2 separate regions of the Homo sapiens genome follow, and region 2 is linked to region 1. Evidence: chromatin contacts called from ENCODE Hi-C data. All regions are on one chromosome and are shown on one strand. The core of a region is the stretch at or near the end of the contact, and the rest is flanking DNA. Distances in the headings are between cores, read along the strand shown.

Evidence for each region. Hi-C counts contacts between places; a loop is a spot of excess contacts on that map. Pooled maps may share reads with other maps.
Region 2: a loop to region 1 is called in a pooled map, with 2.8 times the contacts of the local background. The contact joins the enhancer-like site here to the promoter of ADAMTS17 in region 1. A Hi-C loop is called at or near these places in 1 of 37 single-sample maps with no recorded cell type and 6 of 50 pooled maps.

What each region holds. Positions count from the first base shown.
Region 1 is chr15:100,339,578-100,345,685 of GRCh38, reverse strand. ADAMTS17 (ADAM metallopeptidase with thrombospondin type 1 motif 17) reads left to right here and starts at 3,711. Exons shown (of 22, transcript NM_139057.4): 1 at 3,711-3,865; 2 at 4,277-4,647. The coding sequence starts at 3,787. SPATA41 (spermatogenesis associated 41) reads left to right here. Exons shown (of 2, transcript NR_028139.1): 2 at 59-1,229. RefSeq lists an enhancer at 4,859-5,377.
Region 2 is chr15:100,700,738-100,706,796 of GRCh38, reverse strand. No RefSeq gene overlaps it. Among named protein-coding and RNA genes, the nearest start is that of ASB7, 100 kb to the right of the region's middle. RefSeq lists enhancers at 3,090-3,359, 3,630-3,679, 3,740-3,839. Within about 2 kb of position 3,541, at least 5 of the 41 ENCODE cell types and tissues checked have a DNase peak (open chromatin) inside an H3K27ac peak, as active enhancers do.

The DNA.
Region 1 (6,108 bases), core at 2,462-4,961:
ATGGTGACTCCAAGATGTCATCAGCAACCCAGAGTTCATTGATCTTTTTGCTTCCCAGGGGTCTGGCACTCTTCCTCATGCTTACGAGATGGCTGCTGGAATTCCAGGAATCACATGCAAATTCTAGTCAGGAGCAAAGAGGAAGAGACACAGTGAAAAGGGGTATACAGCGGCAGAAGGAAGCTCCTCAAATGAACTCTGCTAGAACTCTAGCCAGTAGCTTCTCCTTCTATCACAGTGGCCAGAACTGTGACAAGTGACCATCCTTAGGGGAAAAAAGATGCTGAGAAATGTGAATTTTGTTGCCACCTTACATTTTCAAAGGAGTTCCATTCGTAAGTACAGAACGCTCAGAGAAGAGGCAGCAGATCTAGGATATGGAGCAGCAGCTCTTAAGGGCACAGTGGGAAGGTTTCAAGACTGAGGAGGATCTTGGATTTGGGTAGGGGAAGGCAGTTCACAGTATTGTGGAGGAAATGCTGTGAAAGAGAAAGTGGAAGGCATGGAAGCTTAAACTTTTAATATGACTGGTGAATACAAGGATGAAGGGCAAAGGGAATTCAGACTCATGGTGGTCAGATTAAGACCTTCAGCGGCTCTGTCTCCCAGCCCCACATACCCACTTCCATGTTCTGCTCTTTACTGAAGCTGAAAGTCTGCAACCTTCATTCTCTGACTCCCTTACATTTTCTTAGGCTTCTTGCTAGCTTCTGCCAAAAAGAGGCCCTGGCAGGAGATTAGATGGCAGGAGGCAGAGGTAAGGATTCCATGTTAACAGGTGCTGGAAGTTGCTGGTGTGGCAATGAGAACTGGGCCCCGGTCAAGGCAGCACTACTTTGGTAGATCCAGAATCAACCATGATAACCGTGACAGTGTCTTCAACAGTGCAGCAGTAGACACAGGCCCCTGGTGCTGGAATCCAATACAGGGACAGGAGCAGCACGGAGTCACGGAACACCGTCTTGCCTTCATGTCACTTTACCATTTCTTCTTTCTCCCTCTTACTCTACCAGCTACCTGTGGAGATGTTGAACCTTTTATCTGTCGCTGTCTGCTTAGGAACAGAAGAAAAGGCAGCTGATTGCTTGACTCAGCTTTCAGCTTGATTTTTTTCCTTTGGCAGAGTGAATTGGGGTCCCAGGTGTTCATTTTCCTTTTGTAGTACCTTTCCTCAGCATGCAATTAATACAAAAAGAACAATAAACCTTAACAAAGTTTGGCTTGTATTATTCCAGACTTTCCTCTTGGATTTTATGTACACTTATCTGAATCCATGCAGATCATGTCATGTGTGTCTGTGTGTTTATACACATTTTTTTTTCGGTGTGCCTCATTCTGCAACTTGATTTTTTAAAAAATTCGATAACTGATCTTGGAGATCTGTCCATGTTGTTACATATATGAGATTTTTGTATTTCCTTTAATTAATGGTGTTCAAGTAGCCGTTTATGTAACGATGAACATTCAGGTTTTTGCAATTTTTTGCTCTTAATAAGGTGCCCTGGTGAACAAACATTCTTGTACATGTGCCAGAGTTTCTCTGGAGTAATTAACCAGCGTGGAATTACAGAGTTGTAGAATGTGTGCATTTTTAGTTTTATTAAAACTAAAAAGTAAAACTTTAATTTTACAGTTTGCCCAATTGTTCCTCAGAGTGGCTGTGCCAATTTATACTCTCCACCCCTAGGTAGGAGAGTGTCCTCTCTAATTCTTGATTTTTCTAAGCTCTTTAATTTTGGTTAGTTGGGAGATAAAATAGTATCTTTCTGTTTTAGTTTTCATGTCCCTATGGACTAATTTTAGCATTTGAGCATCTTGGATAGGTTCTTGATAGGTTGGTGATGGCTACTTCAGGCTGACTTGCGCTTGTGAGGTGGTGTGGCCCATACTCCATGGTTTTCAGTGGCAGGCCTTAGAAATGGCTCTTTTTGACAAAAAGATTCACTAAGAAACTTACTGTGATATCTTTAAAAAAATTAATATTTTGTGAGTACGTAGTAGGTGTATATGTTTACAAAATGTATATACATGAAATTTTTTGATATGGCCATACAATGAGTAATAATCCCATCAGGGTAAATGAGGTGTCCATCACCTCAATCACCAAGGTTTCTTGTGCTGCCAGAAAATGCTACTGAGCTGTCAGTCATCTGAGGTTGTTGACCTGGACAGAGGCAAGGGGGAGAAACACAGCCCCAGGCCTGGCCAAGAGCAGGACCTGTGCAGATGCCCCCAGAACTGTAGGTGCCAAGCAGTGAGGGCAGCCCCTTTTGTGGCAAGCCTCTGTGGAGGGTCACTGTTCAGCCTTGGGGTTCATTATATTTCGGGGAAGGTGGCCAGTGTTATAGATTCCTTCAGATGATATGTAATCCTGTGATGAATTTAGATTCCGAGGCTTCAAGCAGCATCCAGCGGGGAACTATAACCTTTCTGCTATGATAAAATGGAAAAGAGCAGGACAGGGAAGGGACGGGAAACCTGAGATTGGTTATGGTTACACTTAATTGTTTTTTTTGTTTTGTTTGGTTTTGTTTTGTTTTTTTGAGATGGAGTCTTGCTCTGTTGCCCAGGCTGGAGTGCAGTGGCACAATCTCGGCTCACTGCAACCTCCACCCCCCGGGTTCAAGCGATTCTTCTGCCTTAGCCTCCCGAGTAGCTGGGACTACAGGTGTGCGCCATCACGCCTGGCTAATTTTTGTATTTTTAGTAGAGACAGGGTTTCACCATATTGGCCAGGCTAGTCTGGAACCCCTGACTTCGTGACCCGCCCGCCTTGGCCTCCCAAAGTGCTGGGATTACAGGCATGAGCCTCTACAAGATGCTATTCAGCAAGCTAATGGAGTCACCTTCCCTGCAGACCTCAGTTATATTGTGGCAGGAAAGGATCAACTCATTCTGTTTCTGGGAGACTCACGTTCAAGGCTAGGCTTTGGGACTTTGTGCCTCCGTTTCCTAACCTGTAACACTGAGTCCTGCTTCCCTCGGGGCGGGGGGATCCTGCTGTTAATAAGAAGCACCAAGCCAGAAATCAGGATCACAAATTCTAGCCTCTGCTCCAACAGGAACTCTCTGGGTAACTTCAGCGTTTTTCCTTAAGCTCTCTCTCTTCCTCAGTTTTTCAGTCTGTAAGAGGGTGTGAGCATGCGTGTTGCACTGGCTCCTGTGGGATTAAAGAAGACAGGAGGTGTGAAGAGTTTGGATAAACGCCGCGGATATAGCCTTCAGGTGCTAACTCAGGTGTGCGGGAAAGTGGACTGGGAGTCTTTGCGGCCACAAACAACTAAAACCTAACTTCAGATGTAAAGATTATATGCAGTTTTGGATGAAACCGCTTGGCCGGGGCGATTTCCGCCCTACCTTCCCGGGAAACTGGGCAGCAGGCTGAGAGAGTTCCAAAATGAGGACAAGCTCTGAAGACCAGCCCCGCATCCTCCAGCTCTTCCAGGGTCCCACGGCTCCGGTCGGCTCCCGCGCGCCACCTGGTGCCGTGTCCCCGCCACTGCCCAGAAACCACGTGTAAGAAAGCGCTGACAACCTAACTACGCACTGTGGTTTCGACCCATCCCAACCAGTAGGGAAGGAGGAGGCGGGGCGGAGGAAAGCGAGGGCCCAATCCCCTCCCGCCTTCCGAGGGGAAGGCGGGGCTTGGGGTTTACCACGTTGGGTTTGTCCGCAGCGCTAATTACTTTTTCCAAAGGCTGGAGGGCTTCACTCCGGCTGGCGCCGCCGCCTAGCGCGCTCCTGCTTCGCCGCCACGGTCCGGGGGGGCTGCCGGTCCCGGGTACCATGTGTGACGGCGCCCTGCTGCCTCCGCTCGTCCTGCCCGTGCTGCTGCTGCTGGTTTGGGGACTGGACCCGGGCACAGGTAGCGCCCCCTCCCACAGCCCTCTTCACCCCGCGTCCTGCGGCTACCTTCCCTCTGCGTTCTCGCGGCGTCCTGGCGGCCCGGGGGCGGCGGCGGGACCGCTGACGGCGCCCGAGCGGAGGAGGCGCGGGCCGCGGCCGGAGTACGGGAATCGGGTGGCTCCGTGGCAGGCGCGCCGCCGCCGGGTCTCCGCTCGCCGATGCGCGGCGCCGTTCCGGGAGGTGCTCGCGCGGCTGCGCCGGAGACCCTCCCCGGGTGGCGCGGGCCAGCGTGGAGGTGCCGGGCGAGGGAAGGGAAGGCAGCGCCGGCTCCGGGTCGCGCTGTCCCCGCGCTGGCGCGGCTGGCGGCCAGCGGGAGGGCGGGCGTCCGGGCGGGCCCCGCCGCGCTGACGCGTCTCCTCTCTCCCCGCAGCTGTCGGCGACGCGGCGGCCGACGTGGAGGTGGTGCTCCCGTGGCGGGTGCGCCCCGACGACGTGCACCTGCCGCCGCTGCCCGCAGCCCCCGGGCCCCGACGGCGGCGACGCCCCCGCACGCCCCCAGCCGCCCCGCGCGCCCGGCCCGGAGAGCGCGCCCTGCTGCTGCACCTGCCGGCCTTCGGGCGCGACCTGTACCTTCAGCTGCGCCGCGACCTGCGCTTCCTGTCCCGAGGCTTCGAGGTGGAGGAGGCGGGCGCGGCCCGGCGCCGCGGCCGCCCCGCCGAGCTGTGCTTCTACTCGGGCCGTGTGCTCGGCCACCCCGGCTCCCTCGTCTCGCTCAGCGCCTGCGGCGCCGCCGGCGGCCTGGTACTGCCCGCGCCACCTCCGGGTCGGCCCGTCCGGTCTGTTGCGACGCAGAGTGGTCGCCGTGGAGGGTGGGGGTGGGGCGCCTCTGCTGGAAGTCCAGCCTCCAGGGGAACCGGAGGGAACCCCCTGCCTTTCCACCTCTCCCCATCCCCCACCCCGGCCTTCGGTACCCTCTATAGGCAAAGGGGGTGGGAGGGGCAGCATCCCAGTCCAGCGCCTCTGCAGCCCGTGGAACCCGCGCGGAGCTGGGGTTGCGTGGGGTATACGCCGCCCGCTCTAGGGAGCGCAGATCTGGCAGGGATGAAACTGTCAGGGCCCTGGACAGAGGCGCCTTGGCCCCAATGTAGAGAACACTGCATCTGCACCGCCGTGTCAAAGTGTATGTCACGGGAGTACCTGTGTACGTGTAGGTGTTATGTTCTTGGACTTGGAGGTGGGGGAGTGGGCATTCACCTCCCTTCCTTTTGAGTCTTCTCTCTGTACCTGGAACAGGAAGTTTGGAGAGGTACCCAGACAGGCCACGGCTCACCCCACTCTTCCTAGCTGAAACGTAAGAAACAGGAGAGAAAGGGTGTTTGTCTTTGCTTCCTTATACTATTAGTAGGCATTTATCTGGTGCCCACCCCCAACCAGGCCTGAGGGGTGTTTACATTGGTGATAAACCCTATTCCTGCCCCCAGGAGCTCCCTTGCTGTGGCAGTAACTTCCCTGCCCCGAAGTTCCTGGCCTGTTGCATTTGAGGCACCCGGAACAGGTGCTCCCAGGGGGAGGGGGGGTTCTTGTGTGCACTTGCCCTGCCTGCGCGCACACTTGATCATGTGGCTACACTGGCGCCCAGACGAGCACTCAGCTTCTCCATCGTGCCCCGAAAGCCGCACACATGGCCGGCAGATGGGCTGCCCCCAGCGAAGCTTGGTATGGACCCAGAGCATGAACCGCAGGGGTTCTCTGTCTTCTGTCATGACTGGCCTCTGGGGAGGCAGTTTCTGATATTAGTTTGTGTCTGTCCTTCCCAGGCACAAGAAACTGCTCCCCACACCTCCACCTTTTCTTGTGCCACCATCTAGAATTCTCCAGCCCTTACTCACAGAGTCTGTGGCGAGTCCTCGAGAATCTACGAAGCTAGAAGGCTGGGGGTGCAAGGTCTTATGTGAGACCTCTCTTTCTTCCCAGTCCTGCGGGTATCTCTGTGTGTAGTTTCCTAGATCAGTCTGGCTCTCCTTTCAGGAATTTTCTGAGTTCTGATTAGGGTATGATAGACTTTTGCTCAGCTGGGAAAAATAGGCAACTTTGGTGAAACAAGGAAAGTGATATAGACCCTTGGAGGGGGCCTGGTAGGAAGGAGCTAATGTGGACCTGGGGCGGGGAATGTGGACCTGGGGCGGGGAATGTGGACCTGGGGCGGGGAATGTGGACCTGGGGCGGGGAATGTGGACCTGGGGCGGGGAATGTGGACCTGGG
Region 2 (6,059 bases), core at 2,292-4,791, 360 kb before region 1:
CTCTGTGGTTGGTAGCACATGGACAGGGTGAGCATTGGTAGCACATGGACAGGGTGAGCATTGGTAGCACATGGACAGGGTGAGCATTGGTAGCACATGGACAGGGTGAGCATTGGTAGCACATGGACAGGGTGAGCATTGGTAGCACATGGACAGGGTGAGCATTGGTAGCACATGGACAGGGTGAGCATTGGTAGCGCATGGACAGGGTGAGCATTGGTAGCGCATGGACAGGGTGAGCATTGGTAGCGCATGGACAGGGTGAGCATTGGTAGCGCATGGACAGGGTGAGCATTGGTAGCGCATGGACAGGGTGAGCATTGGTAGCGCATGGACAGGGTGAGCATTGGTAGCGCATGGACAGGGTGAGCATTGGTAGCGCATGGACAGGGTGAGCATTGGTAGCGCATGGACAGGGTGAGCATTGGTAGCGCATGGACAGGGTGAGCATTGGTAGCATATGGACAGGGTGAGCACCCAGTGTGGAAGGCATATGGTGGAGTGGCCAGCGTTATGAGGCCCTCAGACACTGCCTGGCCTAGGAAGGTCACTTTTGAATGAAGGGACCTTCACCCACCTCCAGAGAAGGCGGGGATCTCCGCTACATCTCTGGTGAGGAGATTGAGTGGGGGCCTCCACAGGGCTCCCCAGAACTCTTGCCAGCTCAGCTCTGAAAGCCCCAGTCACCAACAAGCTCTGGGGATGAAGCTGGGTGGCCGCTCACCCTGGCAGGGCCATGGCTCTAGCACCTTACTTATCTGCTGCCCAGAAGGTGCCGGCCCTCCCCTTCCTCATTCACCCTGTCGCCAAGAACTGAGGGCCGGCCAGAGCCTTCCCAGCACTTGCAAGATAAATGGGAGTGAGCAGACATTTCCGTAGCCCGACTCCCTTTCTGTGGCTGCCTGGTCCACTTCAAGGTCCGCAGACTCCACTCCAGAAGAGCAGCAGCGCGAAGAGAACTTCTCCTGACATGGAGGTGTGCAAAGGGTGCACCTACGACAGCTGCTCCAGGTCGCTGGGCTCCATGGTCTGTGTGAGCCTTAGCACTGGGAAGGCACGGAGGGCCCTTCACATTGACATTTTATCTCCATTAAAGATGGCAGAGGGATTCCTGTGATGAGGTTAGCTCATCACAACCATGAGTCCCCCTCTTCCCTCCCACACAGCTGGGCTCCCAAGATTTCAAGAGTGCCCATAGCCGGCGAGCCGCAGCCTGGGCACAAACAGCTGCTCAATAAAGACCTCCTGGCTGCTTCTTTATTCCCTATCGGCATGCCCAGCTTCCTCCTGGGACTCCCTCCCAAAGTAGGATTCTCTGATTATCTTTAGCTGACCTCTCTCCCAAGTTCCCCTGCGCTGTCTCTGGCCAGGATAACAGCATCACCACTTTCAGTTGCCTCAGCCAGAGATGTTGACTCCTCATAGCTTGTCCTCTCTGAGGCCCCTGGCTTCTGTCTCCCTATTTCCCTTGAGCCCTGCCGCATCTTTCCACGCAGAGAACCTCCCATCAGGCCTGCACTTGGCCTTGCCCTTAGCGTGATGATGGCCTTTGCTCTTGGCTCCGCTCTGGTGGGTTCTTTCCGTCCCATCCAACCTCCTCTCTGCCTCCAGAGCCCCAGGACAGCTTGAGAGCCTGTACCACCCGATGGTACACTGTTTGGACATGCATAGTCTGGCCTCTGCCTATTTGGCTTGACTTCCCCTGGCCAGCCTGCACCATCCTCTAAACATCCATGCCCTTCACCTCCTGCCTCAACCACACCAAGCCACTTTCTATCCCACACCAGGTAATGCTGTTTCCTACCATTGTACTTTTCACCACTACGTCCCTCCCTTTTGGAACACTCTTCTTCTAGTCCTCTAGCCCATGAACCCTTATTCATCCTCTGAGGCCCAACTCCAACATCGACTTCTGTGACATCAGCCTGAGTCACCCCACTCCTTCATGTCTTCTCCCAGAGCAGGTTGGAACCTCATCCACATTGGATTTATCACTTCCTATTGTAATCCTTTGTCAACCAGCCAGTCTCTCCCACAAGAGTCCCAAAAGTTCTCAAATGCCAGTGTGCACAAAATCACCTGCAGCATGATAAACAGCAGGTCACCTGGTTCCACGACCAAGATTCCAATCTGGGGCCCAGGAATGAACATTTTCATAAACATACCAGGTGATCTTCATGCAGGTGATCCTGGGGCCCCACACTAGATCTGCTGCTCTCATGGGTTCCAGGCTTGGGGAATCTTGTCTTCTTCAGGGGTAGGCGTCCCCAGCTCCAGCTCAGCGCCCATCACATGGAATAATAAATGAGAGACCTTGGCTCACAGCATGGCTTCCCCCCTTCTGCCAGCCAAATGGCTATGGCAGGCCCCACCGCTCCTCTGAGGTTCAAGGAAGACTTCCACCAGGCCCGGTTCACAGAGCTGTGAGGAGGATTTGGGAACATGAGAACCTCAGGCACAACATTTGGGCCCACTACATGATCAGTGAATATGGTTGAATCTATAGCAACATATGCTTCTTATAGTTTTCAAAATGTGCTGAGGCCTTACTCTAGTCATGTAATGGGATATCTGCTTACAAACAGTCATAGGAGTAAAAAAATCCCTTCGTCCCCTCCCTTCTTAGGAATCAATGGAGTTTACAATCTGTTCCGATTTCCCCCAGGTGTCAAAGGGAGGGGAGTGTTTCCAGCCTGCTGCGTGTCCCCTGTGGTGGGGACAGGCCCTGGCGTGGGGTCCATGGGGAGCTGCAGTGGTCCTGGGCCTGTACACACTGGCCAGCAGAAATCACCTTTTTCCCACGCCCCTCCCAGAAGGTTTGAGGAACAGCAACGAGACTGGGGCTGGAACAGAGACTGAGTGAAGGCCAGAGCCATGGGAAAAAAGGCGGGGGAAGTATGGGGGGCTCAGGCCAGGACAGCCACTGGAGGGCGTGGGCAGAAGAATGCACTACCTGACTTCCACTATGAAACCATCACTGGCCGCTTTCTCGAGGCTGGAATACGGGGAGAAACAGGGAGGCTGCCTGAGAGCGCACATCATTCAGATGTGAATTGATGGTGCTTAGACAAAGGTGAGGGCAGCAAACCTGATGAGAAGCGGCAGTTCCAGAAAGATCAACAGGGTTTCCTGGCAATTGGATATGGGGTGTGAGAGAAGACAGAAGTCAATTTGAGTGGGTTTCTGTTGCTTGCAGCCAAAAGACTGAGTCCTGACACTGGGTTCCTCTGCTCTCCCCAGGAGCTGGAGGTGCTCTCTTCCAGCAGACTCCCCACTGGGCCCAAGGAAAGCCTGGTAAGATGCTCCCTCAGAAGTCACCCAGGGCCCCATGAGGAATTAGAAGTGACGACTAAGCCAAAGAATTGAGTGAGTGAGGATGTTTACACAGAGAAGCCCAGTCAGAAAGAACAAAAGGTGTGAATGAGAAATCCAGGAAATCGGCCATGAACCCAAGAGCTTGTTTGGGTTCAGCACACTTTCCCACACATTGTCAGCAGCTGCAAGGCCCATCCTCTGTGGCTGAAACTTCTCGGTGAAAGTGCCAGACCACACACATCAGCCTTTATGACTGTGCTGGTGTGGTGGAAGCAGTACTCACCTACCCTCTCTGTGAGCACTCCAGATTTCCCAGCCTCCCTTGTTATGAGGCCAGGTCATGTGACTAATTCTGACCAATGGACTGTGAGCACCAAAGATGGGTTTTACTTCCAGGACAAGCAGTAGGAGGCAGTGTGTGTCCTCCATCCCTCTCTTTCTGTGTTACAGTGACCTGGGGCAAAATGGACGTCTCCTGGATCCTTGAGTCACCACGTGGAGAAGAACTATTGACCACTCTTGCTGGGCCTTACAGGTGCAAGAAATAAACTTCTGCTTCTTACAAGGTTAATTTATTGCCAGAGCATGGCATGGCATAGCTGTGGCAAATACAACTGGGTAAGGACTTGGGCACCAATTTAAAACTACAATACAAGGGTAGGTCACATTCATATATTACTTTGCAGTTTAAAAGAGCTTTTGCTTATTCTCATTTGATACTCACCTGTTCTATGAACTAGGTAGGTCTATCTGAATATTTTCAAATGGACACCTTCTGACTGGCTTCAAAAGCAATGATAGAGAAATCAATAGATTTCCTTTGTAGAAAACAAAATGTAAAAGAAGACTTTTTAAATCATACTATTAAAAGTTAATATAGACATACAGACAAACTTACTAGGAGCAAGCAGGACCTACTGAGAAAGCTATGAACTCGACTGAGGGAAATAAAATTTTAACAAATACTGAGTTCTTGATTAGGAAGATTCAGTATCACAAATATAAAAACTCTTCCAAATTAACATATAAATGTAACATACTTTGAATCAAAACCCTCAGATGACTTTTTGAGAGGCTTGATAGTATGAATACGAAGTTTTTCTTGGAAAATGAAGAGGTGATAGTAGTTTAAACATTGTGTGTGGGAGAGGTCACGGTGCACTACTAGATAGATATTAAAACAAAGCTAACCCCAAACCACAACCATCAAGGTGGGCTCTAATGGAGAAATAAACATAACCACAAGATAGAATAGAAAGCCTGCAAACAGACTTCAGTACTTCTTATTCCAAAGGGATTCGAAGCCAAAGCTTAACAATTTTCAAACCCTCAAACTCTGGGGCATTCCATACATTGCCAGGGTAACAGTGGCTTATTATGGCAAAGATCCTCACTAGAACAGCCTGAGATGGAAAGGAAGGTGTGTTGAAATGTGTGTGTGACTTTGAAAAACTGCCTGCACACATATACATATTCCTGAAATGCAAAAAAATGATAAACAGTTCAAGATATTGCTTACTTCTGCAAGAGAAGAAAAAGAATGAAATCAGAAAGACTTCAAAGGTTCTTCAAAGACTTAATGATGTTCTATTTATTTTGCTGAGAGGTGGGTAGATGAGGGTTCATTATATTCTTCTTTTTTTTTTTTTTTTTTTTGAGATGGAGTCTCACTCTGTCGTCCAGGCTGGAGTACAGTGGTGCAGTCTTGGCTCGCTGCAACCTCTGCCCCCCAGGTTCAAGTGACTCTCTTGCCTCAACCTCCAGAGTAGCTGGGACTACAGGAACATGCCACCACACCCAGCTAATTTTTTGTATTTTCAGGAGAGACAGGGTTTTACCATGTTGGCGAGGCTGGTCTCGAACTCTTGACCTCAGGTTATCTGCCCACCTCAGCCTCTCAAAGTGCTAGGGTTACAGGCATAACCGTGCCCAGCCCATTATATTATTCTTTATTCCTTATGTAGACAATCTACACATTCTTTGTATGTATGAAATATTTCCTAATACATTTTAAAACCCCTGAGATGTATTGATATCCCTCCCAGGAAGATGTATCCACTCCGTCTTCAGTTACAAATCAATGAATTAATAAATGAATAGTAAAACGACAAAAGATCTTGAAGAATTATAACGTGAAGCATTATCCATGATTCACCATATTTTGCAAAAAAAAAAAAAAATTGGTGATGAAGATGAGGTCCAGTGCTTTCATAAAAACAAGTGAGGAAATAACTTCTAGTGTCATCCTATTCTTCCCCTAGTACTTTAACCTTCCTACCACACTGTACAAAAAAGACATAGACTTCCGATACAGCTGCAATCACCATTTAGAACTGTAATGGGAAAAAAACAATATTTTTTTTCCTTTTTTTTGAGATGGAGTCTCACCCTGCCACCCAGGCTAGAGTGCAGTGGCGCAATCTCAGCTCACTGCAACCTCTGCCTCCCAGGTTCAAGCAATTCTTCTGCCTCAGCCTCCCAAGCAGCTGGGACTACAGGTGTGTGCCACCACACCCAGCTAATTTTTGTATTTTTAGTAGACACAGGGTTTCACCATGTTGGCCAGGCTGGTTTTGAACTCCTGACCTGAAGTGATCCACCCACTTTGACTTCCCAAAGTGCTGGGATTACAGGCGTGAGCCACCATGCCTGGCCAAAAACAAAAACAAGTTTAAACAATTTTTAAACTCCCATAGAAATAGAAGATTATAAATTCTATATGGAAAAATCAACAAAAATTTATT